2 separate regions of the Homo sapiens genome follow, and region 2 is linked to region 1. Evidence: read pairs that join two places in POLR2A ChIA-PET (ENCODE). Cell type or tissue: MCF 10A. All regions are shown on one strand.

Region 1 (2,500 bases):
ACCTTCCCTGTTGGGATTTGGGAAGGTGGAGTCATTCGCAAACAGGCAGAGGCAGACATTCAGGTTTCAGTAGTGCCCATCGCTACTATTTACAAAGCACTTGCTGCATACCAGCCTCTGGGTGACATGCTCCACACATAGTAACTCCTTTGATCCTAAAAAAAAACCCTGGATAGTAACTATTCATATTTCTGTGTTACAAGTAAGGGAAATGAGGCTCAGAAAGGTAAAGTAAAGCAACTTGCTGAAGTCACTCACACAGGAAGTGTTGGGGGAGGGATCTGATCAAAGCCTGCCTGACTCCAGTACTCTTAATTCCCAGGCAACCTTACTTTGGCCTTAAATACAGTTTCAAATCTTTGCAGGACTGGGGTTTCGTTCTTCACAGTGAGGAAGACTGAATCATCACGAAGAAGTGCTCAGAGAGTAGGTAGCCTCCGCAGTCCAAGAGAGTGCTCAGGGAGGGCTCCTCCCCTCTCCCCTCTCCTCTTTGCTGCTGCCTGCTCACCTCCAGATCCTACCATCCATGTATCAAACAGAGATTGGTTTCTCTCTAAATTCATTCTCTTCAACCTCAAAGTAGCCCAGCATGGCCTGGAAATCCTACTCCATTCATCAGGTTTACTGACGGTCCCACTCACCTCAATGACAATTATAAATCTCTTTGTTCAAACCTTCTCTACTAAAACCTCTTTCCCCCTCAGCCTCCTTCTGACTTGGCCTTGCATGCCACTTTGCAGAGAAAATAGAAGCCCTCTCATCCTTCTAATACTGACTGCCTCCAGCTACACCACTCGCACCTTCTTCCCTCTGACTCCCGCCTGCTGGGGTTCATCCTCCACTACGCTTTGGCTCCACCACCATCATGTTGTGGGTAACTAATCATTTTCTCCTCTTTTTAGTATATTCACTTTCTCCCTCTATCAACTGGTTTCTCCCTGTTGATTTAAAAGAAAGCTTTTAAAATATACATAACATAAAATTGACCATTTTAGCAACTTTAAGTATTCAGCTTAGTACATTCCTATTGTTGTGTAACTATCACCACCATCTCCAGAACTTTTTCAGCTTCCCAAAATGAATCACAGTATTCATTAAACAACAATTCCACATTCCTTTCTCCTCCTAGCCCTTGGCAAACATCATTCTACTTTGTTTCTACTCCAGGTGTTCCATATAAAGTGGAATCATACAGTGTTTGTACTTCTGTGACTGTCTCCCCTACTGACATTTTTTCCAATTTAAAAATTGTATTAAAATACATATAACATAACATTGACTATCTTAACCATTTTTAAGTGTACAGTTCAGTGATATTAAGTACATTTGTATTGTTGTGCAACTATCACCACAAACCATCTCCAAAACTTTTTCAGTCTTGCAAAATTGAAACTCTATACTCATTAAACAGTAACTCCCCATTCCCCCTCCCACCTCACATTCCCTGGCAACCACATTCATATAGTATTTTGTGTGTGTGTGTGTGTGTGTGTGTGTGTGTGACTGGCTTATTTCACTTGGCATAATGTCTTCAGGGTTCATCCATGTTGTAGCCAATCTCGGTATTTTCTTCCTTTTTTAGAATAATATTTTATTGTATGTATAAACCAGCTTTTGTGTATCCATTCAACATCAACAGACACTTGGGTTCCTTCTGCAGTCCAGCTATTGTGAATAAGAGTAGTCTGAATATGGGGGTATGAATATCTCTTCAAGACCCTTCTTTCAATTTCTGTACATATACGCCAATAAATAAGATTATTAGATTACACGGTAATTCCATTTTTAAGTTTTTGAGGCACTGCCGTACTGTTTTCCACAGTGGCTGACCATTTTCCATTCCCATCAACAGTGCCCACGGATTCCGATTTCTGATCATAGAAGCCACCCTAATGGGGGTGAGGTGGTGCTGTGTTGTATTCTTGGGTTGCATTTCCCTAGCAAAAAAGAGTTGAGTCTCTTTTCATGTGCTTACTAACCATTTGTATATCTTGGAGAAACGTCCATTCAAGTCCTTTGCCTATTTTTAAATTGGGTAATTTGATTTTTTTTATTGTTGTTTGAAGAGTGTTCTATATATTCTGTACATTAATCCCTTATCAGATAGATGACTTGCAAATATTTTCTCCTATTATGTGTGGTGTCTTTTTACTCTGTTGAGAGTATCTTTTGATATACAATTATTTTTAATTTTCATAAAGTCCAACTTGTATATTTTTTCCTTTGTTACGTATGTATGCCTTTGGTGTAATAATGACGAAATCATTGCCAAATCTGATGTCATAAAGTTTTTGCCCTATGTTGTCTTCTAAGAGTTTTATAGTTTTTGGTCTACATTTAGGTCATAGATCCATTTTGAGTTAATTTTTATTTTTGGTGTTAGGTAAGGGTCCAACTTTATTCTTTTGCATGTGGATAGCCAGTTTTCCCAGTATCATTTCTTAAAAAGACTGTCTTTTCCTCATTGAACGATCCTGACACACTCATCAAAAATCATTTA
Region 2 (2,500 bases), 51 kb before region 1:
CCTGACCCATTTCACTTCTTTATTTCATTTCATTTTCTTGCTTGTTTGCCTTTGTTCAGTGCCCATATTAAATTTCCATCTGAGTACATTCTCCTTTGGGTGCTATAGCGAGGTGATGATGACCACGCCCACCCCCACACCCCAAAAATGTCTACTCAGAACCTGGGAATATGATCTTATTTGGAAAAAGGGTCTTTGCAGGTGTAATTAAGTATCTCAAGATAAAATCATCCTAGGTTTTCTGGTTGAGCCCTAATTCCAATTCCAAGTATCCTTAGAATAGAAGGAGAGAAGACACATAGAAACGATGGTAATGTGGGAAGGAAGGTGGAGATTAGAGTGACGCATCTATAAACCAAAGAACAACAAGGATTGCTGGCAGCCCCCAGAAGCTATGAAGGAGAGATAGAGCAGACCCTTCCCTCAGAGCCTCGGGAAGAAACAAGCCCTGCCAGCCCCTTGATTTGAGACCTCTGGCCTCCAGAACTGTGGGAAAATAAATTCCTATTGTTTCAAGCTCTCAGTTTATAGTAATCTGTTAAGATAGCCCTAGGAAACCAATATAAGTACCCTCTTAAAATTTATGTTTCAATCCTAAGATTATTTTTCTTTTTCTTTTATTTTCTTTCTGAGTTCAATCAACACACTGTTCATTACTTCCCATTTTTTTCTAAATCCATTTATATTTTAATTTCTGATTAAAGATAGTTTTTCAGGCCAGGCGCAGTGGCTCATGCCTGTAATCCCAGCACTCTGGGAGGCCAAGACAGGTGGATCACTTGAGGTTAGGAGTTTGAGACCAGTCTGGACAACATGGTGAAACCCCGTCTCTACTAAAAATACAAAAATTCCCTGGGTGTGATGGCGCCCACCTGTAATCCCAGCTACTTGGGAGGCTAAGGCAGGAGAATCTCTTGAACCTGGGAGGTTCAAAAAATAAATATAGTTCTAAAATTTATGTTTGAACCTGGGAGGTTCAAATATATACATATATACACACATATATACATATATATACATATATACACATATATGTATATATATGTATAGCTTTTCACATGTCTATACTTGTTTGAGGTTATTTGAGTCTGGAGTGTAGCATTGCAGTTTTCCTCTGCTTCATGGTCATTTTTGTATTTACCTCCCTTGGAGTGGTGGAAAATTTTTATCACTTGAGGTGTGTTGAGTCTCTTTCTTTAAGAAGCTTTGCATAGATTTATTCCATTTTTTGTAATTCTTTTTGTGGATGTGGGCTAATTTACAAGATTCTTCATTTAATGGTGCCCTCTTCTGTCAATGTGGTGAAGTACAGCTTCTTTAATGATTGTGTTTTGGTACTTGGGGGAGGAATAGTGTGTCTTCCAGGAGATATCCAAGCCTGTTATGCACACCAAAAAATATAAAGCTCTATCTTAAAGGCTTTACCTTTCAAATCCAGTATAGTTGAAATTTATTGTCTCTGAAGGAAGAACCTCCAAGAGCACACAACACGGTGTCCTTGCATTACTGTCAGGTGATAACTTCACATTTCCTTATATGGCATGTTTCCTCTGAGCCATCCATTCCCACCTTCACCCTGCTGCCTCCTCCCATGTGCCCTCTCTCTCTAAAAACCACGTTCTGGTATGTCCCACAAAAGCAAGGAGATGTAAACTAAGAAAGAAGCAGTGTGAGGGAAAAAGGAACAAGATTCACAGAGGAGCAAAGGAAATTCCTAAGATGATGATGAAATGAAGTTCTAGGAGAACACTTGTTTAATGTAGGGTTAGAGATCACCAGTTCAGGAGAGACAGCGCCCCCAGAGACTCCCCTCCAAAATGAAGCTTATAGGCCAGGCGTGGTGGCTCATGCCTGTAATCCCAGCACTTTGGGAGGCCAAAGCGGGCGGATCGCTTGAGGTCAGGAGTTCAAGACCAGCCCGGCCAATGTGACAAAACCCTGTCTCTACTGAAAATACAAAAATTAGCCAGGTGTGGTGGCACACACCTGTAGTCCCAGCGACTTAGGAGGCGGAGGTGGGAGAATTGCTTGAGGTAGGGAGGCAGAGGTTACAGTGAGCCAAGACCATGCCACTGCACTCCAGCCTGTGCGACAGAGTGAGATTCTGTCTCGAAAGAAAGAGAGAGAGAGAGAGGAAGGAAGGAAGGAAGGAAGGAAGGAAGGAAGGAAGAAGAAAAGAGAAGAGAAAAGAGAAAGAGAAAGGAAGGAAGGATTAAAAAGAAGCTTATAGAATATTTAATATTTATAAATAATTGTACCAACAAAAGTTTGACAGCTGTGTCAGAATTTGGGGATAAACTGGTGATATTACAAAAGAATACTAAGCAAACAAAAAAATGTAATCATTAACTCCAGGGTAGGGGGGTGGTTAAAGAAAAGGAAAGAGGCCAGGTGCAATAGCTCACACCTGTAATCCTAGCACTTTGGGAGGCTGAGGCAGGTGGATCATCTGAGGTCAGGAGTTCGAAACCAGCCTGACCAACATGGAGAAACCCTGTCT

The links. ChIA-PET counts read pairs that join two places held together with the same protein. Peaks named below come from ENCODE experiments on the same cell type or tissue, not always from the same donor. Only the 100,000 strongest peaks of a DNase experiment are listed, where the experiment ranks them.
Region 2: POLR2A ChIA-PET joins it to region 1 with 8 read pairs; 5 of 35 experiments call an interaction of 5 or more read pairs at or near these places.

What each region holds. Positions count from the first base shown.
Region 1 is chr3:187,061,577-187,064,076 of GRCh38, reverse strand. All of the region lies in intron 5 of ST6GAL1 (ST6 beta-galactoside alpha-2,6-sialyltransferase 1), which reads right to left. Among named protein-coding and RNA genes, the nearest start is that of RPL39L, 77 kb to the left of the region's middle. In MCF 10A, no CTCF peak of the experiment used is centred here; DNase peaks (open chromatin) are centred at 346, 1,096 and 1,386.
Region 2 is chr3:187,112,187-187,114,686 of GRCh38, reverse strand. No RefSeq gene overlaps it. Among named protein-coding and RNA genes, the nearest start is that of RPL39L, 26 kb to the left of the region's middle. In MCF 10A, a CTCF peak has its summit at 1,299 (motif pointing left); a DNase peak (open chromatin) is centred at 1,296.